2 separate regions of the Mus musculus genome follow, and region 2 is linked to region 1. The links are chromatin loops, found by intact Hi-C in ENCODE. Cell type or tissue: gastrocnemius. All regions are shown on one strand. Each heading gives the region's core, and the rest is flanking DNA. Links, peaks and the distances in the headings are about the cores only.

Region 1 (16,402 bases), core at 3,809-11,808:
CTCTTCCTGGTCCCCAGAAACGTCATCTTCTCACATTGCAATTCTGTTTGTTTACTTCATGTGCAAGTCTGTGTGTGAACACTCGTGCCACAATGCTTGTGGAAGTCAGAAGACAGCTTGCAGGCCTCCGGTCTCTCCTTCCACCGTGTGGCTCCCTCCCGGGGATGAGCATCAGGCCATCACCTGCCCAAGCTCTGGCTGCTTTACCTTCCCCCCTTCCAGCATGTCAGAAGTCGTTAGCACAAGTATGTAGCCAGCTCAGTTCACTTCAGTGAACCATGCACAGTGGATGAGCCAGGGGTTTAACGATACTTTCCAACAGGAAGCTGGAGAGGGAAAGAAGGCTGGGAGCCAGTATGTGCTCGCGAACGCGCGCGCACACACACACACACACGCCCTACCATACACATACACACATACATACCACTACAAACACACACAACTGTTGTTCCCACAATACCTCAAAACTAAAGCACACACACCATATACATGCACCACACTACACACACATGCACACCAAACACACACACATACACTACACACACCAAATATATCACACACATACAAATTAGACACATACACACCACCACACACATCACAAGCACACCCCCACATACCACATGCACACACCGTACTATACACCATACTATACACATATCACACACACCATACACATATAATCAGACACATGTATCACACATATACACACTATACACCAACACCATACACACACACACACATACCCACCACTACATATATACACACACATCACACATCAATACCGCATACACCACACATATATATCATACACACCATAGACACCACACACACACAAACTACACATACCACACACATAGAAATCAGACACATACACCACACCATACACATACCCACACATCACACACAAACACACCACCACACACATCACAGTTACGCATACACACACACACACCTACATACCACATGCACACACCATACTACACACCATACACAGCACACTTACCACACATACATGCTATACACATACAAACCAGACACATGCAACACACACGCCACACACCACACACCATGGCTTCCAGGGCAACTTGGAGACAAGACATGGTGGTTCAGAAATAACCAGAAAGACCTCCCCCACCTGCCTAAAGATCTAAGACCACTGGGTAAGCTCTTTGGGAAAGTCACAGGCCTCCACTGTGGCAGCTACAGGAGCAGCTGGCCAACAGCTCTGCTTAAGAAAGGGAGTCTCCTCCACAGCTGGCCTCTTCACACACACACACACACACACACACACACACACACAAACACACACACACACACACACAAACACACACACACAAGCCCCAGTGCCCTCAGGCCCATGCCTGTCCACAGTTCCAGGGTCCCTGGAAGGCAGGGCAAAGCCGCAGACCCTGTGTTTCACCCTTAGGCCAGGCACAGAGGTGGCCCTGGGTGACATCTCCTCAGAGGCTTCTAGAGAGCCTTATTCAGCAGAAGACAGACATCACAGGGAACACTAAGGTTGTGTGCAGTGGAGAAGACCACTGGCTCTGGCCAGAGGACATGGAGGGAGCCTCCAACCGCCAGCTTAACATGAAGGACAGCGGAGGGAGGACAGCGGTGGGAGGATCACATTGCCCTCTAATGGAACCCGAAAGCTGAGGAACAGCTCAGGATTTCCTCTCAGCCAAGAGCTGAGGCCCGAGAAAAATGAGGGGAAGACATCATGGAAAGTCAGACATAGGAGTGACAGGATGGGACAGGACCCAAAGGCTCCACACAGTCGCTGAGACAGAGAGACTCCTGCTTCCTCCTGCCCTCAGCCCAGGACTCAGCCCTCCAGGCTCTTGACAGAGGCATTAGGAATCAGCATGACCTTGCAGCCACCTCACAGCAGGTGACACAGTGCTCATTCAGGACTGGGGCTGGGCCCCAGGGGGCTAGGGCAGGTGTGGAATAGATAATGCTCCTGACTGCATAGGAAAAGAGCCTCCCTCCTAGACCCCTGCAGCTGCAGAACCAGTGACCAAAACCAGGGGAGAGCACAGGCCTCCTTAGCTGGCCCTCCCACCCCCCTCTCGCTCTCCAAGAACTGTCAGGTTCCCTCTGTTTATATACACCAGCAGCCAAAAGTGTAGGAATGGGCTTTGGATATTTTTTTTTTTCTTTTCCATTTGTTTCTCAGAAAACAAGACAAGATGTAAAAGGCTCAGAAGAAGCCAAGAACATTCCTCAGATCCCCCAAACGTCCAGGTCTTCACTCCCTGCCATGACCATGACTCTGAACCTTTCATTTTTCTGCCAGGAGGACGGACTAGCGGGGGAGATCAGCACCAAGCTAGCAGCACCCTGGGGGCCAGCCAGGCATGCTGGGAGCCCCTTTCCTAGTGTGCCTCTGCCTCTACCTCCCTGTCTGCCCCAATCTCCCCTTGTCACTCTGTCAGGAACCCTGACTTCTGGTTCTCCCAGGTTTGGAAGATCTCAGCTCATATTTCGCCCTCCCTCCTCCCCCATAGTCTGGTGACCAGCTATGACCAGCTTTGCCTCTTGCTTAGTTTCTGGGCCAAGAACTAGAGAGTCTGGGACGCTCTTCCCTTTTCTACAGCTCCCTCCAGCAGAGCTCAGCACCCTGCCAGGGATGGAGCTGGGCCTGGCTGGGAACCTACCCTGGGTGTCAGACTTAGTCAGAGCTGGCCAGCTGTCCACTTACGCTCTCCCGATTTATGAGGGAGGGCTGCATACATGCAATCCTCTGGCCAGCCAAGCATCTGCCTTGCCCTATCCCGAACACATGGCCAGATCAGCAGCTCCTCCATGCACTTGCTCCAGAGCCGGGCACTGGCTATCCCCTGGCACCCAGGACTTGGCTGAAGGCCTCTCCAAAGAGGCCACCTGTGTCTAATGGGGAAACCCACCCCACCTGGGGACTTCTGCTCACCCTTATCTGCTGCTCCCACACCTTTCCTTGTCTCCTTGCCTGCTGACTAACCCTGATCACATAGTCAGTATTGGCCCCAGGCTGGCTGAGTGTCTCTGTGATTGGCCTGTCACATCTGCCTTCTTGCTGGTTACAGGTCCCCATGAACAGGCCACATCTCACACCTGTAGTAGAGTCCCTCTGATGTGCCCTGTGCACATAAAGAATAGTAAACATTTGTTAAGAGAATGCTTATTGAAGGCAGAGAGCCTGGACCTGGATTTTAGTCTATACAGGATCTGGTTTGGGCATAAATTCTACAAACAAATATCATACTACAGGTGTATTGGAACTAAGAGGCAAGCCAGTGAGTAACATGCTCGCTATGCAAGCATAAGGCTAGAGTTCAAATCCCCAGTGCTCATGTCAGCCTATCAGAAGACAGAGATGCAGGATATCCTAGAAGCCAAACTAGTGAGCTCTGGATTCAACTAAGATCCTGCCTTAGTGGATAATGTGGAGGAAGATCGAGGCAGGCTTACAAAGTCATATTTGAATCTGCAGGAGCACAACCTACAACCCCACACACATACATATGCACATGCATGCACACAGATACACACATGCAGATTCACACAGAGATACACTCACACACAGACAGACACACACACAGGTATATGCATACACACATAGATATACACACATAGACATATATGCACATAGAAATAGGCATACATGCACATGCATGCACACAGATGCACACATGCACATATATACAGATATATATATACACAGAAACACACACAGATACATACACACATATGTGCATGCACACACACACACACACACTGAAAAGTGGAGGGGAAAGGAACTAAGATGTAGGAAGGTTGGGGAGTGAGGGCTGTTTGTTCTTCATAAGGCCACCAGGAGACAGGGTTTGAGTGGAGCAGGCTCAGGCTGCACTATCTCTGATAAAGGAGGGCTGTGGCCCTACCCATCCTGCTGTGCCTTGTACCTGAAGGCTTGAGTCCTCTTCCTCAGGGCACTTCCCTGCCTCACCCATTCTCAGGACCCCAATAGCTTGTTCCTTCCCAAACCCTCCTTGGTTCAGGAAACGTTCCAAAAACCTCCACATCCATACCAGAGCCCTTACAGCCTCTCCCTATACCCATGGCTCATCACTAATGGGGATTCACTTTCCCTGTCCCCATTACACTGGGATCTATTTGTGTCCTGGACTATTGTCATCATAGACAAACCTAGCCCCAGTCTCCAGCCCAGCTGCCATTTCCCCAGGTAACTCTACCTGCTCCTCCATGGACCTTCTGTTTCTCCACCCTCAGGCCCCCAAAACCAGAGAGAGTCCTCAAGACAGGCGTTTGTACCCTACACCTGACAGACCTGTGCCTATGCCCTCCCCACCATGCTGGGCACAGACTATCTTTGTCCTGATTGATCGATCATGACTGCTCTCATGACCCTAAATTCTAGGCAGGCATGAGCCTCTCATAGCCACCAGAGGGCACCAGCACACCACCTTGAGTACAAGGCACCAAAACACGCGCTATTCCAGAAGAGGGTCTGTGAACCTCTAAATCTGCCCAGTGCCAGACCCAGCTTGTCTCAGGGTTCCTCTCTCAAGATTTCCTGCCACCCAGGGAAAGGTATGAAAGATATGGAAAGCTGGGTGCCCCAGCTCTTGCGACAAGGGACTAGGGGCCAGCAACCCTAAGAGAACAGGCATATTTTGGACTGTTAAGTTCTAGGCCCTTCCTCCAGAGGCGGAGAGGGCATCAACTAGTACAACAGGCACCAAGTCCTGTCCAGTGCAGTACCTGGTCACTATGAGGCTGTCTGAGCATCCAGGCCACGGAGACTACACTAACCAAGGACCTTTGCAAGCAGCCTTCGGAGGCCGCCCACTGGACAGAGTGACAGAAAAGAATCCCTTAGTCTCTCCCTGTACGGTCACAAGTACCCAAACAGGTATTCCCACTCTGTATAGCACAGCTCTCCTCATTCCCAGGAGTCACCACACATAGCCACATGTAACCACGGTCATGCCCAATGTGTAGTCTCAGATCCATAGGGGATGTGGTTAAGATATGCCTTCCCTGAGCTCTCGCTCACCCCGGCCTGCAAATTCCAGGTCTCATTCTGCATCCTGTATTCCTCCACTTCTGGACTACAGACCCAGAAACTCACAGGAAAGAGCAGCTGGCCAGGGCCAGGTTCAAATCCTCAGTACCAGAGAGGCCCTGATCTAACTGGTGGGGAGATCCTGAGTTGACAAGGCCAAGAGGTGTGGGATGTTCCAACCACAGGCTCCAGAAGAGCCTGTAGCCAAGCACTTTCTCCCCATATAAAATCCAAATAACCCAGATAAGCGTGCAGTCCTGGGAGACAGAATGCAGAGGGTTACAGACAGGTTGGAGCCTGTTGCCAACCCCTGCCCACTGACCACACCAGCCCTGCAACTCGGCCAAGGGAAAGCAGGCCACCAGCTCAGCCCTGCAAACGTCTCCAGATACAAGGTGATGGCCACACCGAAGTCCCCTAAAGAGCTCGGTGCCTGGACGTTGCTATAACAACATAAACATCATTATCTTGATCTACAGAGTGAATGGGAGAATCTTACAGAAAACTCATGCCCCATGAACCACAGGATGCCTGGCACGCTGGCCACCTAACACCTATACAACTTTGTGTGATCACACACAGAGTTCAACGGAGAGGCAGTGGGGACTGAGCCCTGTGGGGGGCTCTCTCCTCCACAGGGGCTGCAGAGTAGCTTTTCCTGTGTGTCCATGGGTCACGTCGCTTTGAGTACCACGTAGGGACAGACACCTCTAATGCCATGTATTCTCAGCTCCACCTCCTTAACTGAGGACGGTGTGTCTTCACTGCACCCTGCCTGCAGGCCTCTCATCACCAAGGGGAACCCAGATACTACCCAGGAGCAATGCGGCCACAGAAGACTAGAGTGGACAAGCTGGCTATGGCATACACAGGAAGGCTCTCAAGGATGGGGGTGCCCCTGGGAAATGGAGAGATACCTCAAGGGTCCACCGCTGATCATGGAATGAGGAACACTAAGAGTAAAGAGGTGCATGCAGCTATAGGCTGGATGGAGCTCGGAGGGGGGACAGACACCCCAACTTGCAAATAAATATAGTCACAAGCCCTGTGGTAGAAAAGAGTTCACCATGAAGGCAGACAGCCTCAACGGACCACTGATGTGTGTCAGGCCCTTTTCACTGGGTGACAGTGAACATCAAGTCACAGGGCCCAGTCAACATCAAGGACCCTGCCTGCCTTGTGCAGACACAAAGGGAGGTGTCCTAGGACATGTAGCCACTTCCTGTCCATGTGAGGAAGCGATTGTCCTGGGGTGCGTCTCCAAACACATCAGGGTAGAAAGGAGATGATGTCATCCTTGCTGGCCAGTGGCCAGACCACACCTATCCCTTTTCCTTGGCAGCATTTTGGAAGAGTCCTTGAGGGTCAGACACAGACAGCTGGGTGAGTGAGGCCTTCCCAGGGGAGCCGAGAGGAAAAGGCAGGCCAAGAAAGTATAAGCTGGGGCTGAGGGAGGACTCTGGGCCCGGGGTTGCCAAATGCATACTGGATTATCTCTACATTTGGGGTTCAGCCCCCAATAGCACCCACTGTCTATAGGTCTTCTGAAATGTCCAGTTAACTGAGTGACTATGGACCTGCAGGCCTCTCTGCCCTGAGGTCCCAGGACCTTGGGGTTCCTGTGTAGCAGGCACACTGCAGTTCCTCGAGAGATAGAGGATCCCTGGCTGTGGGTGCCATGTCCACTCAGGAAACACGAATGTGCCTGGGATCCACCGTGCTCACCACTCCATCCTGGCCTTGGAGGCTGGTGCTACTGAAACCTAGCACCCAGTGCAAGAAGCTTATCAAAGGACACAGCCTCCCTCCTGAGATCAGAGTCAGCCACTAGAGGCCTTCACTCCCAGATTCAGGGGCCCTGAGCCTGCCATGGAGGAGCAACCTCTCCAATGCTCTTGGCTCCAGAGAGATGCTGGTCTGAGCGTGACCTGGGCAGCAGCTCCCCCATGGCCAGCCCTGATTGGATGCACCTCAGCGGCTACCTCCTCCCCCCACGGTACCTGTCCTGCTATCAGCTGGCCTGGATTCTCATGACGGTGTACAGGCCTGGCACCACAGGGCACAGAGGGCAGGGCCTTGCTCTGGAATGCCTGGGGCTAAGACCCAAGAGCAGATTTGGGAAGCAGCTGCCAGCTCCCCCACCTGCAGATTCCCGGTTAATCATCCTGCTGGAACAGGAACAGACACTCGCACCCCAGGAATCCTGGAGATGAGCTAAGAGCAGATTTCCTAGAGTCTGCCTCTCCAGACAGTGCTGCCTGCGCGTGGCCATGGCCAGGAAGAGAGGGTACAAGACACAAGTCAATCTCTGTTGTTTGAGCAGGAACAGAGCCAGCTCCCAGGAAGCTCCTAGAAACCTGTGTCTTCTGGCTGGAAGAAGCCAGAACCTCCTGCCTCTAGAAAGAATGTTAAACACACCTCCATCTGAGGCCAGGCCCCTTGGCGGCCTATGGAGACTCTGAGATCCCTTCCCACCCAAGACACCCCACAGCTGTGAGCCCCCGAGGTCCATCCAACACTTTTGAGCACCTGGGGCTGGTGACAGTGGACCAGCCTACAGGGTCAGCTGGTCCTGGGGTCAGATGTAACAGATATGGAGATACCTGGGCTGCAGGACTGAACTTAGGGCTTGGTGGTCCCAGTGCCACAAGTCAGGCAATGCATCCAGAAAGGGACCTGAGAGCCACATAACAGGGACCTTGCAAGATGGGCCCACAGAACTCAGCAAGCAGCCCAGGCTGGGAAGGAGGTGGTACCCCTCTGTTGACCTCTGAAGCCACCCACCGTCACTCTGAGGTCAAACACGAAGCTTGTTGTCTACTGTCCATCTGACTCACGGGGAGCTCTTTCCCAGGGAGGAGACTGAGGCACAGGGCAGCTATCTCACTCTTCCAAATGTTAAGTGAGGTTTAGCAAGTGAACCCACGGGGACTCCACACCAACAGGGACAGTGATGTTCACTGTATCCGGTAGCAGTCAGGAGGGCTCCAGCAACTGCTTGTATGTGCATCCCCTGCTGGATGGAGCCTGGGGACGGAGGTGCTGAAGCCAGCTCCCTCCACAGGGCACACCAGGCAGGGTGGATCAGCCTGCCGCATTCTGGCCACAGAGGCACGAACTTCATGAGGCACAAAGGGGCCGCCTTTCTAGCCCATCCACTTCTAGCCATGGGATTGAGGGCTTTCTCCTCAGAGACCCTACCTGGCTCTGCTCCCACAACAGGATCCAAACAGGCCCCATGTTCACTGACCACTGCCCAGCCCACACTTGCGCTCTGGGGATGAGGATCCCCTGCACACGCAGCCTAGGGAGGCAGGCTGAAGCCTGGATCACTATAGGAACTTAAGCTGAGTGCTCCAATGGCCTGTGGCACACAGGTGAATAGACAGGTTTTCTCCTTAGCCCTTAGGCTCACAGCTGAGGGTGCAGGGTGTAAAATCCCTCTCTGCTCCCGATTGATCCAAATCAGCTAATCGACTCTGGCAGACTAGCCTGGAACTCCCAGTTCATGGAAGCTGCTGCCCATGGCTGCTCATAGGTCTCCTGTGCATTGCCAGGCTGGGGCACAGGGAGTAGACAGGGTCAGTCCCAGGCTTACTACCGAAAGAGCCTCAGAGAGAGTTCCAAATCTCTGATCAGGCAGGGCGTGCAGCTTTCCCCTGTGCCAGCCACAGGCTGCACCTTGCTTGCCCTTTCAGGAGCAGACAACACAGCCGGGCAAGCAGGCAGGGTCCCCTTGCTGTAACTGGCTCCTGAGCACCCTCCAGTAAGGGAAACACAGTGTTCAGGTCCCAGCAGCAGGCTGAGCAGCCTGGACAGCAGGCCTCTGGGTTGAGTACCGCACACTCCAGGGGCGACTCACACTCCCAGGAGCAGTGAGATTTACGTTTCACGGGGATCTTCTAGTGATGTCTGTCTGGCTTGAGGATGGTGAGGCCCCGGAGACAGTGGTACAGCCTGTCATGTAGGAGCACAGAGAGAGGATGGGCAGAGTGAGGCATCACTACATCTCAAGATGCTGGCCCCAGCCTCATCCTGCTCAGTACCCTCGAAGTAAGAGAAAGCTCCAACCACAGACCTAGGCCAGCTTCTTCGGACCGGCCCCACCGTTCCTATAACCTGACCTAGGTGACCATCAGTGCCTCCAACATGGGTCCTTCAAGCCCTCCTGAGGGAGAGCGTCCCACACAGGCCATGTCCACCTCAGAGGCAGACCCTGTGTCCTCCGGGCTTGCCAGAAGCTCCTGGAGGCTCGCCCCTTAGCATCCTTCTACCAGTTGAAGAAAGGCAGAGCCATGAGGGCTTGAGGCTCAGGAGAGAGAAGAGGCCACCCACGGAGGGTGGAGGTGTCTCCATCTAGTGCCTGGGCAACCACCCCTCCCCCCACCCTTCAACTTGGTCCAGTCTTTCTTACTTGGTCCAGTCTTTCTTCTGCTCAGAATAAAAATTTTCAGCCTTTATCCCAACCAGTGGGAGGTGTCAAATTGGCACTGCAGCTCGACAGGTGGGCAGAAGCTACACTGACACAACGGCTGCCAGGAGACCACTTCCCAGTGGCCTAGACACAGGCATGGCCCCTTAACCTCCCAGGGATGTGCACCAGACGGGGCTCCTGCCCACAGGGTCCTCTCACAAGCCAGGTTCCATGACCCCAGCCTTGCGGACAGACATGAGGATGGAACATCAGCCATCGTAGATCCCAGGCAACACAGGCACTCCTTGTGTGACACAGCATCTGGCCACCACCCGTGAAGACAGGGTGTCCTGCATCTGGACACATATAGACCCTCACATAGGGTGAGGCAAGAGGCAAGGGATGAACTAAATCAAAGGACTAGAAACACTGAGAGCTCTTCACATGGCTAATCTGATACAAGTATCACGAGAGACGACCCAAAAGAACGAGAATAAAGACTCAAGCCTGGGGCAGTACAGAAACCCAACGGCCTCATGCGACATCCTTAAAGACGGAGCCTTCTGTGCACCCAGACACCATTAATCATATACGTGAGAAGCCAACCACCAGTCCGCCAATGCCCAGACCAGGCAGCTCAAAAGCAGCATGCCTGGGAGTTGGCCTCTCACGGTTGTAATTATGTCATTAGAAGACCACCCATTTCTGAAGCCAACCCTGGGAGACAGCCACTCCAGACAAAGACAGACATGCTTTTGTTAGGGACAGAGGAGGGGGGCAAGCCTGGTCATTACTGAAGCACTGGGAAAACATGAATGCTCTGGCCCCTGCTGACACTGGAGAAGGTAGGGCTTGTACAGAGGATGTGGTGGGGCTGGGCATAGCAGAGGGACCTGGAGCAGCCATATCTGTCTAGGCCACTGTTCCCATAAGCAAGGCCAGAGTGGACCAAGTCAAAGACACCCACTTCTCCCCCTCTCTACCTGGGACAGAGATGGTCTTGACCTACCTAGTCAATAGGACCATGACAGGACACCAGCAATAGCTTCTGCAGAAAGCCAGGCCTCAGAGATTTCAGGGAGTCATGGTCGGTGGGAGGGACATGGAGTGCCAGATAAAGACAGAGGCAAGACCATTCTGTCTTTCTGGGAAGGGCATCTGGAAGCTGGGCAGTGAGAGGGGGTCTGTGGGCCATCCCATGAGGAGAGGAGAGCACAGCAGGCTGTGGGAATAGAATGATTTTTCTTTCTTTCTTTTTTTTTTTTTTTTTTTTGGTTTTTCGAGACAGGGTTTCTCTGTGTATCCCTGGCTGTCCTGGAACTCACTTTGTAGACCAGGCTGGCCTCGAACTCAGAAATCTGCCTGCCTCTGCTTCCCAATTGCTGGGATTAAAGGTGTGCACCACCACTGCCCGGTCTAGAATGATATTTCTTATTCACAGTTCTCAATGGCCTGGACCTGAGTGGACCAAGTCAAAGACACCCACTTCTCCCCCTCTCTACCTGGGACAGAGATGAAGGGCAATGAAGGGCAGAGCCAAGAGGCACCTGGCCCAGACACGTGGGATCAGGAGCCACATAATATAACCTCGTGTAATATATATATACAATATATAACATATATATATACAATATATATATATATATATATACAATATATAACCACATTATATAACCACATAATATAACACGATCCTCCAGTTCTACATGACATGAGCCACCTGTCAGAGGTCCCTGGACAGCCATTGGCAGAGTGTGGCTCAGAGGGGAAGGTGTCAGCCCCTCTCCAGGAGCTAGCGCAAAGCTCACTTGGCCAGAGAGAAAACGTCTCTGCATTTCTCTGCTCTGAGAGGCCTGGCCCTCAGCAGGGAGCACAGAACACTAAAGGCTACACACACCCTGGAGGCTGGAGAGCTAGGTTCATCCTCCCAGGAGAGCTAGGTCCTCCCAGGAGAGCTAGGTCCTCCCAGGAGAGCTAGGTCCTCCCAGGAGAGCTAGGTCCTCCCAGGAGAGCTAGGTCCTCCCAGGAGAGCTTGGTCCTCCCAGGAGAGCTAGGTCCTCCCAGGAGAGCTAGGTCCTCCCAGGAGAGCTAGGTCCTCCCAGGAGAGCTAGGTCCTCCCAGGAGAGCTAGGTCCTCCCAGGAGTGAGCGGGGGCTCTCTAGGATCGTCCCAAACACCAGGATCCACGGACAAACACAAAGAGTACCCCTAGGTGCAGTCATCACTGAGCCAGCTCTCGCTAAGCTTGGCTAAGCCCAGAGACAACTGTGAGGATCAGCACAGAGAAGCTGGAACCATGGCCCAGGGCCCCCCTCCAAGGATTCAGCCTGGGCTGGGCCACCATAGTACAGGTCTCGGTACAGTGACCCCGTGGCAGGTGCTTAATGGGACAAGCCTCAGTGACAGCCAGGGCAGGCCACTTGCATGTAAGAGATGGAGGGACAAGGAAGGACCTGCCCAGAGAAGTGGGGTCATTCCCTTCCCACCCTCCCTGGCAGCCAGAGTCCCAGGGCAGCCACACCCAGGCCTCTGACTCACGCTGGTGGCCAAAAGCAGCCCTGGGTGGCATCTGGACCTGAAGTTAGGGGTCAGTCTCCTACTCCAAGACAGTGGCACCATTGAGGGCATCTGGCAGGGTGGCTTTCCCTCTATTAATCAATTATCCCAGTTTAGAACCAGGCGCCCTTAAGCCACAGCCCAGGACTCAATGGCTTTCCGAGACCTTCCAAGCTAAGCGTTGAGCCTCCTCACCCCAGGACGGCCTCATGGCCCCTTTAGTTCTCAGTCTGGCACAGTGAAAGACCCCCATTAGCTACCAAAGAGACCACAGATGAGTGACCTCCACTCACCCACCCACCCCCTCACCAGCTTCCCATCTCGTGACTCCTGAGAATCTCGCTTACTAGGCCTCAGGCCTGCCTCTACCTAGAAGCTCTATAGACCATCCAAGCTCTGCTGGACAGCATTGCTACCCCAACCACTGGCCTCTCCAACACCCCAGAGACCCTGTGAATCAGCCCATCCTTCAAGGGAGAGGAAACGGAGGCCAAGAGGAGCCCTGGAGAAAAATCTCATTCACCCAAAACAAGCCTGGCCTTGGGTCTCAAAGAGAACATAGCTCCACAAAGCCGGCCATGATGGGTACAGGAGAGGGACAGCTGTCACTGTGCCACTAACTCCCAGGCTGAGCACAAGTTTTTGCCTGTCTTTTCCCTATCCAATGCCAGCCATGCAAAGTGCAGGTCACCAGTAGACACTGGGGTGGATGGAGGTGCTGCCAAGTCACCCACACAGAGCAGACCACACACAGTGACGACTCTGGGTGGAGAGACAGAGATGGCTGGTCTGGTAGAACAGAGGCTCTGACTGACCCTAAAGCTCTACAAGGAGCAGGACATCATCTGGCTCTCCTCCCCCCACTTTCCTTGTAGGACTGACCAAAATGGCACAGAGGGCAGAAGTCCTGGGGTCCTTCCTAAGAGAGAGGTAGTGGGAACCAGATATGGTCACTCCAGCCATCTGTCCTTCAGTGTCACTCTCTTTGCCATTGCTGAAGTCCTTCACACAGTGACCCTGCTTCCTGACCTCCATTGGGCTGGCCCCAGTCTCCACTTGTGCTGACTGCTGACCATCCCTGGCAGGTTGGGTGACACTGGTCACACGGGTGCTAAAGGTGGCATGAACCAACCCTTCCATTGATGCCAGCTACAATCATGTGGAGGATCTGCTGCCCAGAGGCCTGTGCCTCATCTGCTGGGGATGTCTGTCTGCTGCAGGCTGTGCCCAAGGTCCGTCTCTCCAACTCCACAGGCCTGCTTTGTGCTCCAGGGGCCTCCTGGGCTTCTGCAGACAGGCTTCCTGGCAGCCAGTGTGTGGAACAATGCAGCTAAGACTGACTTGGGATGGGGGAGGGGAGGAGGGCAAGAGCGAGGGAGGAGGAGGCAGCGGGCGAAGCTCCTGGGGGGCCCCTGTTCCTTACACTGCCCACGGGCACCACAAAGACCCTTCTTCCTTCATCCGCTCATTCAAAAGAAGAATTTGGGGGAACCAGAAAAATACAGCTTTTGTTTTCAAAACTGGAACCAATTATAATTTAGAGGTTAGTTAAATATCCCCAACTATGCTTGGGTCTAAGTCCGTGGTGCCCAAAGTCAGCTTTTGGAAGAGAGCAGACAATGACTGTGGGGTTGGGTAGGAAAGAGTATGAGGCTGTCCCCAAAGCAGCTCAGAATTCACACACCTGACTCTGCATGCTCAACCTTCATCCCTACAGGCTCCAGTCTATACTGAGCACGCACATCCAGGCCTATAGATACTGAGTCCAGCACACCCCAGCTGGCACACCTGGCCCTATGGGTCTCACTCGTCACAGCCCTATTTTACACAGCCAGCCTTCTCCAGCCCTATCACAGGGCACGTAACAGCCCGTCATCTTCAGCAGAGAGGAGTGATAGCAAGAGACCCTGGAGATCAGACCTCCCGGAAAGGGCTGGGAAGGGTCACTGGATATCCATCTGACAGTCTAGCCACTCCTTCCAGGCCTCTCGGCCATCTGTATGTGATTCCGGCTTCAGTTGTGCTGGAGGAGGACACAGACTGGAAGGTTAGCTGAGTGGAGACACTCTAGCCACGAAAGGCTGGGGAAGTCATCCTCGTCCTTCGTTCTGAGGTAAAAATTTTCTGTAATAAGGCGCTGCCCACATCCCTGTAAGTAGCCTCTTGCCTGCGCTCTCTAAGTAAGCCCAATAAATTCAGTGCTTCCCCGAGCTGCATTTTGACTTTGAGAATCATACTTTGTTTTGCCATTGGGGGAGGCTGTGAGGAGGGCATAGGCACTTATTTATCTCTTCCCAGGGAAGGAATGTCACAGCACCCCTAGTCTACCGACCCAGCCTTATACACCAATCCAGGTCTACAGTCCAATCTTTCACAGCCAATCCTGCACAACCAACCCTGCACACCCAACCCTGCACACTCAACTCTGCACACCCAACCCTACATGCCCAACCCTGCACACCCACTTTGTATCCTGTTCTACACGCTCACCCCACCTGTACCCTACTTGCACATCTATTGCACACACCCGTTCCTGTACACCCTACTGTATTGCCACCCCCTCCCCCCACCCTGCACACTAGACCTACACAAGCAACCTCTACTTCTCCCAGGCGATGAAACCCACCACTGTTTATCTACCTCTCCGTGAAGGCAGCTTCTACTCATGTGGCCACTATGCTATGAAGCTGACCGCTGCAAAGTTCAGAGGTGACACAGAGAAAGCCACGCTCACAGCAAGGATGGACTTCATCTCCTGGATCCACCCTAACCCCCACAAGGCTAGCCCCACGATGACAAGTCTGTAAATGTAAATGACAAGTCTGGAGCCCAGTGCCTATAAGCACATTGACACAGATGTCAGGACCTAAGATGCTTGTGGACAAGAGCCCCCGAGTCACGAGTCACCCATACTGAGAACAATGTGTATATATACATTATGTGAGCCCGCATAGCACACATTGCTATAAACCCAGGCCAGAGGCACACATACTACATGCTGAGCCTCCAACAATGATATAAATACAACTGAACTCTGACTGGCTGGCAGTGAGGCCAGGAACCCCTTACATCCACTCCAGCCCTTCTCTGGGAGCAACACCATCTGCAAACACCATGTCTGGACAATATGAGCTCTGAGGTCACAGCTGGGGAGCCTATCAGCGAGGCCCGAGTCACTCAGAGCCCCCTTTCCCCATCAGCATCAAACAGGCTGCCAGAGCTGGAAGAATCCACAGAAAAGGCCACACCAGGGTCAGTCATCCCAACTCCATCCACATTCTTCTACACACAGGCTACACACAGCCAGCGCCTGGCGCCTCAAAGGGACTCAAGTCACCAAGCTGGCACACAGCAGCCACCATTCAAACAAAGGCACTGGTGCATGCCACCATGGAGCAAAGAAAGGGCTATGCAGAGGGATGCAGAAATGCTTGCGATCCCTGCGCATGTAGACCCAGCTCCAGCAGCCTATGATCTGCTTTCTGGCCCTATAAGAAAAGAGAGGGACAGGGCCTAGATGCAGAAAAGCCCCCCTTTCTTTTTTTTTTAAGATTTTATTTATTTGATATATGTGAGTACACTGTCTCTGTCTTCAGACACACCAGAAGAGGGACTCAGAACCCATTACAGATGGTTGTGAGCCACCATGTGGTTGCTGCGAATTGAACTCAGGACCTCTGGAAGAGCAGTCAGTGCTCTTAACCGCTGAGCCATCTCTCCAGCCCCGCCCCCTCTTTAAGCCCTTTAAGCACTATCATGGCCTATGGCTAGTCAGCCCACCAGTCCTATGCCACACACTGTAACTTGAAGTGTCCCTCAGTCATGGCCATACCTAATCACAACTAAACAGGACCAGTAGGTGGAGCAAAATCCTAACTCATTTCTACAAGGTACCAAAGACAAGCCAAAGCCTGCTGTGGTGATTTATATATGCTTGGCCCAGGGCATGACATTATGGTGGGTGGGGTGGGGTGGTGGCTTTGTTGAAGTAGATGTGTCACTGTAGGTATGGCCTTTAAGACTCTCATCCTAGCTGCCTGGAAGCCAATCTTCTCCTGTTTGCCTGGATGCTCCCATGTTCTGCCTTGAAGATAATGGGCTTAACTCTGAGCCTGTAAGCCAGCCCTAATTAAATGTTGTCCTTATACAGGTTACCTTGGTCATGGTGTCTGTTCATAGCAGTAAAATCCTAACTAAAGCACCTGCCAAGACTCTATGATCCATACATGGAAGTCCTGAGTTGCTCATCTGTCAGAAGCCATCTAGGAAAGGCTATGGCAAGCAAGTGAGTTTTTGGAGACGGCCTACTGCTTCACATGGTTGTGACGGGTGAGCTCTGAGATGTAGGATCCTCAGAGACCTCATCCCAGGATGAAGCTT
Region 2 (8,000 bases), core at 1-8,000, 140 kb after region 1:
GTGGTAAGTCAGTGGTAGACAAACCTGGCAGGTGGTCCAATTTAGGGGAATCCAGCCTGAATTCCTGAGCCAGAACAGGGAGCCAAGGGCCAGCCTTCAAAGGCTAATCTCCTTTTTCCGCCCCTGGTGACTTTGGTCTCAGTGTCTCCCCAACCCACTGTGGGCAAGGCCTGTTTCATGGGGGTGTTGGCCACCTCCACCCCTCAGTCTATTTTCTTTAGGTAGCTAGGCCTCACAAACAATGGGCACTCGGGAGATGTTTGGTAATGCTTGGGACTGTCACCTTTACCAGGAAGTTGCCTGATTGGCCTCAGGTTGAGTCTCTCTGAGCTCAGGATGAGCTGGGTTCCCTTCACCGTTAGGCCTTTGCAATTGTCTGAGCCTGGGGCTTGCTGGGAAACCTTCATTTGTGGATAAGCAAGAGCCCAGGGCACTTCACTGTCACTGTATATGAATTTACTTAATGTCGGGAGGGGCACCTCGCACTGTGAACTTCATGCCACCCCGTGTCCTTCCTAGGGAGCCACAGTAATTACAGAGCTAGTGTGCTTTTTACCAAGTGCAGGCTGTAGACCCCCAACACCTGCAGGCTGCTGCTGCTGCTGAAGGACAGGTGTGTGTGTGTAGCTGTTTATTGGCCTTTCCCCAGGGAACCAGCTACTCCTGCTACTCTGTCCCCAGCCTGCACAGATGGAGACCAGGCTGCAGTGTACTAACTTGAGGAGAGGCCGTTGCAAAAAACCAAAGCCCAGATTTGGATGTGCAGAGGTCAGGTGTACCCTGTCCAAGTCTCAGAGTCCCCCATGTATCCTGGGGATGAGGCTGTGGCTCCTTCCTCCAGAATGTTAGGATGAGGATCCCACACACCAGCAGACAGTGGTCACCCCCCCTCCCGAAAGTCACACCAACCTGCTGGTGTGGCCATTAGCTCTCCCTCAGCTGCTCCCCCTCTTAGGCTCTCTCAGCTTTTCAAAACAGTCCCTGAAGCCTTCTGTGGGGTCCCTATAGTGAGTATCTCTTGCTTTTTAAACAGGAGGGAAGGGACTATGTCATGGCGCCTCTCCCTGCCCTCCCTTCATTGCATTTGCCTATGGTATATGCTATTTCTGCATACTCCATTGTGGAGAACCATAAGCTATATAGGGTTAGGGTGGTCAGAATCCCCCACTGTCCCTTGCAAAGGAAAGATTTGGTGTGTGAGCACCACCTGCCCATTCCTGTTTTGTTAACAGCTTACCATCTCTGGCCTCAGCTTCATTAACTGTCACAAGGGAGCATGGTGTATATAATTCATGTGTGGTGGAGACTTTAGAGTGAAGTGGAGCTTCATAAAAATCCCTTGGGAGCCAGGCGGTGGTGGCACACCCCTTTAATACCAGCACTTGGGAGGCAGAGGCAGGCAGATTTCTGAGTTTGAGGCCAGCCTGGTCTACAAAGTGAGTTCCAGGACAGCCAGGGCTACATAGAGAAACCCTGTCTCGAAAACCAAAAACCAAACCAAACCAAAACAAAACAAAACAAACAAACAAAAAAAAAAAACCCTTGGGAAGAGCTAGAGAGATGGCTCAGAGGTCAAGAGGTCCTGAGTTCAATTCCCGGCAACCACATGGTGTCTCATAACCATCTATAATGAGATCTGGTGCCCTCTCTTCTGGCCTGCAGGAGTACATTCAGACAGAACACTATATACATAATAGATAGATAGATAGATAGATAGATAGATAGATAGATAGATAGATCTTTTAAAACAAAATCACTTGGGAAGGAAGACAAGAGGAGTGAGTCACCAGGGGTTTCAGGAGCCATAGTGAGAGTCAGCTAGCAGGTGAATAAATGGGTATCTTGCTTTTCCAGCCTAGATCAGGCCGCTGGCTGCATAGGTAGGATTTGCAGCATTGAGCCCGTTTGACAAGCTCAGAATTGCATCCTCTGCCTTGCATAGAATAGTCTCACTCTGATTCTGAAACTGACTTGGTCTTGGCAGGGCCAGTACAATCCTTAGAAGAGTGACCTGGGACACGGAGGGGGCGGGGGAGGCATGATGACGTCCCATTGTCCCTGAGAGACATCCTGGCATGACCTCAGGTCCAGTCAGTTTCCAGGATGGGGAAAGCGGGTCTTGCCCCCCACAACAGCTTGGCTGCCTGGACTTGGTGACTTTACTTGGTGGCACAGTGCTGGTGACTGGTCAACAGCATGCAAGGTCTTGCTGGTTCAGAGAGTTCTCCATTGGAGGATAAAGGCAAAGGCAGAAGGGGCAAGCCACCCACCTACTGAGTGATTCTTCTATGCAAGGTAGAAGGATGCAATTCTGAGCTCGTCAAACCACCTCAATGCTGCAAATCCTACCCCTGCAGCCAGTGGCCTGATCCAGGCTGGGAAAGCAAAACTAGGACTGATTCCCACTGACCTCTGACCCACACCCCCAACACTGTCTTACCCTTTGTCATCCTTATGCAACGGTCCACCGCTCGCAGCCTTTGAGATGCAGGTGAGACACATAGCCAGGCAGGTGATGAGCAGGCACCAGGCACGCCCATCTCTACAATCTGAAGCATGCCTGAAGCATCTGGAAGCAGGCCTCATCGGAGCGCTTGGGAAAGGGGTCTTGTGGAAGCATCCGGAACTGAGCTGCCATCTCAACCTGGCCCCCTTCTCTCCTCCAGTACTCCCCACTCTTGAAGAAGTTGTACTGTCAGATTGCTAAGACATGCCCCATCCAGATCAAAGTGTCCACACCACCACCCCCGGGCACGGCCATCCGGGCCATGCCTGTCTACAAGAAGGCAGAGCATGTGACCGACATTGTTAAGCGCTGCCCCAACCACGAGCTTGGAAGGGACTTCAATGAAGGTGAGCCCCCCCTCCCCCTCCCAGCTGTGGGACACTGACCAGAGGCATAGCTGAGAGATGTAGGCCAGTGAGCACAGCGGTAAGCTGCTCTCAACTCTCCCCTCACAGGAACCCACACCCTAGCCCTCTTTCCATTTCCTCAGCTCTGACTACAGTCCAAGAGGCTGATGGTCCAGCAAGGGTGTAGTCTGAGGGACCAGCTGACCTTGGAGAATCTTGTGAAGCATCCCTGCAGTGTCCCTGGTGAAGCCTGTGACACCCCCAGGGTCAGATTATCTGGGGACAGCTTCTGTCCCGCTCAAGGCCACCTAAATGAGGGTTGCACAGCTCTGAGCCTTGCCTGGGACTCTCACGGGGACAAGCCCTGTGGCCTCAGTTCTGCCACACGCCTGGTACAGGGGTATGGGATGGAAGATGGGCCCCTCTCTAAAGCTGTGTCCCCTCCTGGCAGGACAGTCTGCCCCGGCTAGCCACCTCATCCGTGTAGAAGGCAACAACCTCGCCCAGTACGTGGATGACCCTGTCACCGGAAGGCAGAGTGTGGTTGTGCCGTATGAACCCCCACAGGTAGGCGGGGTCCAGGCTGGGATACAAAGCCAACCTTACAGGGTGGGGTTCCCTGGGCCTCTGCTCTGACCTCAGCCTGCCTCTCAGGCCTTTTCCTGACAGTTCATTTCACTGTGGGCAGCGAGCTTGGGCCTGTGCTCAAGCCAACTTTAGCTCTCTGTCTCTCTGTCTGTCTCTCGTCTGTCTGTCTCTGTCTCTGTCTGTCTCTCGTCTGTCTGTCTGTCTGTCTGTCTGTCTGTCTCTGTCTCTCTCTGTCTCTGTCTCTCTCTCGCCTCAGCTATATAGCGAGGTATAGTTATATGACCTCCAACCTTTCAACCCTGCCCTCCCTGGAGGGTCTAATCTTCAATCTTCTTGCTTGTTTCTCTCAAGTACAGTCTTCTAGACATGGAAGAAAGAGTTCCCAGACATCTCAGGCTCCATTTGCAGGGACAAAAGCAAGCCAGCAAGCATGGGGTGGTGGGTAGAGGGTGGGCAATTCCATGTGTGGGGGGGTAGTGATCATGAAAGGCCTCCTAGACCAGGCTGGGGGAATCACAGAGGACGCCTACAGGAGATTGGAGCCGTGGAACACAGGCTCAGGAGAGTAGGGAAGACAGAGATGATCGGTCAGCCTTAAGAGGGCCTGTGTGCAGAGCCTCGGGAGAGTGGTGCCAGCTGGATGGAGGGTACAGTGGAGGTGACCAGACATGCTGCACACTGAGGTGCAGGGTGGATACGGAGGTTCAGGCTGGAGGCGAAGGGCTCAGACCACAGGTGAGGGCTCTAAGGGAGGGAACCAGGCTGGAGGTGGTGGTTGCCAAAAGTAGACAAGTGAAGGAAGACTGGAGGAGGCAGCTGTCCACTTTGACACCAGAAGAGTGTGTGGTCACCTTCTAGATCTGATATGAGCCCCAGTTGGGGCCAAAGGCAAGGTGAAGGGACTTCAGTACTGATGTGGGAGGTATCAGGGCGGAGACTCAGGAGGACTGGGGTTAGGTCTCATCTCTGACCCATCCTCTACCAAGCCCTGGGGTCCTGTGAGGCAGCTTTGAATGTCAGTGGGACAGGGCCCCATATACACACAGACACACACAGACAGACATACACATAGACACAGATTCACACACACAGACATACACAGAGACACACAGAGACATACACACCTACACACACACAGACACACACACACAGACAAACACACACACACACAGACACAAACTGAGAAACACATGGACAAACACAGAGACCCCACCCACCCACACCACACACACAGAAACAGGCAGAGACACACAGAACACAGAAACACACACACACACATACACACAGACACACACACACACACAGACACACAGACACACAGACACACACACCCCACAAGCATCCTCCCCTCTCATCAGAAAAAGCCTCACCAGCTCAGGCATGAGACACAACGTAGGTTTCTCTTGCCCTCTAGTGGTTGGCAGGTGTAAGTTCTGTGAAGGACTGGGGTTTATGGCGTTTGTACCCTAACCTTTGAAACTCCTTTCTGGGGATGGAGTCCCTTTCATTCCTCTGCCCAGATGAGTCCACAGTACTCATCACACACTTGACACAAAGGCTCACACACACCCACTCACATACAGCCCTGACATTTGACCTCTGCCTGTGTTAAGGAAGATGACTGCAGCAAGCACACCACAAACTCTGTACCTCCCCTAAGAGCTGAAACCAAGACTGAGCTCTCAGCCCAGAGCCAGCACAGGGCTGTGACGGCACAGATGGATCGGTGGGAGGGCGGGCAATCTCACGTGAGTGTAGATGGCTGAATGGATGGGTGAGTGAGTGGATGGGTGGGTAGGTAGGTGGGTGATAGTCAGGCACCACTGGGGGTGGGCAGGAGAGCAGGTGAGCAGGAGTGTAAGTGGGTGTATGGGTAGGCAAGTGAGCAGGTGTGTGGATGTATGTGTCAATGGATGAGAGGTTGACCGGCAAGTGAGTGGGGTAGGTGGATACGTGGGTGTGTAGACAGGCGTGTGAGCAGATGGATGGATGTGTAGACAGGCGTGTGAGCGGATGGATGGTTTGGTGGATGGTAGGTGGATAAGTGGCGAGATGGATGGATAAGTGCAAAGATGGGGTGGTTGGGTAGATAGATGGGTAGATGACCGTGAACCATACTGCAGCGTCCCTATGCCTCCTCAGAACCAGGGCCAGAGGTGGCAGCTACAAGTCCTTTTCTTAGAAGGTGGGCCCTGCATGCTGACTGATACTAAGCCCTTCCCCTGTCTCCCCTGTGGACAGGTGGGAACAGAATTTACCACCATCCTGTACAACTTCATGTGTAACAGCAGCTGTGTGGGGGGCATGAATCGGAGGCCCATCCTTGTCATCATCACCCTGGAGACCCGGGAGTGAGTCTGCCGTGGAAGGATGGTAGAGGTGGGGCCGTGGGGGGGCATGTCATGGACACAGGGAGGGCTTGCTCTCCTCGGTGGGCATTCAGCTTCAAGGCCAGTCACGAGGGGTCTGCGGGAGTTGGGCAGGGTCAAGAGTGGTCTCTTGAGCTCACAGCCACGCTGTGCCGACCCAACAGTGGACAGGTCCTGGGCCGCCGGTCTTTCGAGGGTCGCATCTGTGCCTGTCCTGGCCGTGACCGCAAAGCTGATGAAGACCATTACCGGGAGCAACAGGCTCTGAATGAAAGTACCACCAAAAATGGAGCTGCCAGCAAACGTGGTGAGTGGGGCTCTGGGTCAGGGTATGGGCGGAGGGTGGAGTTGGATGCACCTGAGTGTGGGGAGTACCTGCTCCAAAGGTGCCAAGCATAGCTTCATCCAAAGATGGATCTGGGTCTGAATGGCTGAGGCTGGGAAGCCTCTCCAGGCGGGACAGGGCGAATGTGGCCCAAGACATCTCACTTGTCTATGCTCTGAGGCTAGGAGCATGTGGGACCCTGGTCCAGCTCCTTCCAGCCTAGGTTTGCCCTGTGTGCACACCACACCCATGGCAGGTGTTCACCTGGGCATCTCAGTCTTTGCTCTCTGGCTCATTTATCTTTCCCGACCTGCCTTCTAGCATTCAAGCAGAGCCCCCCTGCCATCCCTGCCCTGGGTACCAACGTGAAGAAGAGACGCCACGGGGACGAGGACATGTTCTACATGCACGTGAGTGGGCTGGGAGGGCAGGTCTGTGTGTTCCCATCACCCAAGATCCCAGGCTGGGGAAGTACAGATGTCACCAGAGATGGGCAAGGGTGGCATGCTGACACCTGAGGATTGAAACTGTGGCCCTGAAGGAGGTGGGGTTCAAAGGAGGCTCTGTTTAGAGTCAGACCCTGAACTCACTGAGTGTGAACATGCCAGCCAAGTCAGCTGTGCATCAAGGAGACCTAAGGGCACCCTTTATAATGGAGACCCCCAGGGTGGAGTTTCAGTAGGAACCCATGATCCTATAGGGTTCAGCCTGTGTTTAAATCCATGGTCCTATAGGGTTCAGCCTGTGTTTAAATCCATGGTCCTATAGGGTATAGCCTATGTTTAAATCCATGGTCCTATAGGGTACAGCCTGTGTTTAAATCCATGGTCCTATAAGGTATAGCCTATGTTTAAATCCATGGACCTATGGGGTATAGCCTATGTTTAAATCCATGGTCCTATAGGGTATAGCTTGTGTTTAAATCCATGGACCTATAGGGTATAGCTTGTGTTTAAATCCATGGTCCTATAGGGTATAGCTTGTGTTTAAATCCATGGTCCTATAGGGTATAGCCTGTGTTTAAATCCATGGTCCTATAGGGTACAGCCTGTGTTTAAATCCATGGTCCTATAAGGTATAGCCTATGTTTAAATCCATGGACCTATGGGGTATAGCCTATGTTTAAATCCATGGTCCTATAGGGTATAGCTTGTGTTTAACTCCATGGACCTATAGGGTATAGCTTGTGTTTAAATCCATGGTCCTATAGGGTATAGCCTGTGTTTAAATCCATGGTTGTATAGGGTATAGCCTGTGTTTAAATCAATAGTTCTATAGGGTATCAGCCTACATGGCTCGATGTGACTGTGGTACCAATCCCAGTGGTAAGATCATGGTGCACTCCGAAAGAGTGCTATTTCCTTGCCTGTGAGTCCTCCTTTAAGACTTAGAGCTGTTATAACTTAGAGCCTCTTAGCAGGGAAGAATAAACATGGTCTCTGAACCCCGAGGGACCCACTTCTAAACCTGCCCCTGGGAAGAGGAAAGCCAGAGTATCCTGAGCGTTGGGGTACGGGGAAACTCCAAGAGCAGATCAACACTTTGCCATAGCCTGGAGTCCTCCTGAGGCTACGGCCATCCCCGTCCCACCAGGGGTTTGGGGCCAGTGGAATCTCCCAGGTACCTGGGCCGAGACTCTGTTTTTCTGTGCCCAGGTGCGAGGCCGGGAGAACTTTGAGATCTTGATGAAAGTCAAGGAGAGCCTAGAACTGATGGAGCTTGTGCCCCAGCCTTTGGTTGACTCCTATCGACAGCAGCAGCAGCAGCAGCTCCTACAGAGGCCGTGAGTGAACCCCACCATCTGTATGGGGAAGTAGGGATATTCTGACCCAGCAGGGAGAGGGCCAGGAGCACAGGAGGTATGG

Evidence for each region. A loop is a pair of places that touch in the nucleus more often than their neighbours do. Peaks named below come from ENCODE experiments on the same cell type or tissue, not always from the same donor. Only the 100,000 strongest peaks of a DNase experiment are listed, where the experiment ranks them.
Region 2: a loop joins it to region 1, with 5 times the contacts of the local background. A loop is called at or near these places in 21 of 42 quality-filtered maps.

Annotation. Positions count from the first base shown.
Region 1 is chr4:154,195,515-154,211,916 of GRCm38, reverse strand. All of the region lies in intron 3 of Megf6 (multiple EGF-like-domains 6), which reads right to left. Among named protein-coding and RNA genes, the nearest start is that of Megf6, 33 kb to the right of the region's middle. In gastrocnemius, for the core only: no CTCF peak of the experiment used is centred there; DNase peaks (open chromatin) are centred at 4,436 and 7,239.
Region 2 is chr4:154,062,430-154,070,429 of GRCm38, reverse strand. It overlaps Trp73 (transformation related protein 73), which reads left to right. Exons shown (of 14, transcript NM_011642.4): 5 at 2,667-2,853; 6 at 3,305-3,420; 7 at 5,683-5,792; 8 at 5,975-6,117; 9 at 6,457-6,545; 10 at 7,791-7,918. Among named protein-coding and RNA genes, the nearest start is that of Ccdc27, 24 kb to the right of the region's middle. In gastrocnemius, for the core only: a CTCF peak has its summit at 4,863 (motif pointing left); a DNase peak (open chromatin) is centred at 4,835.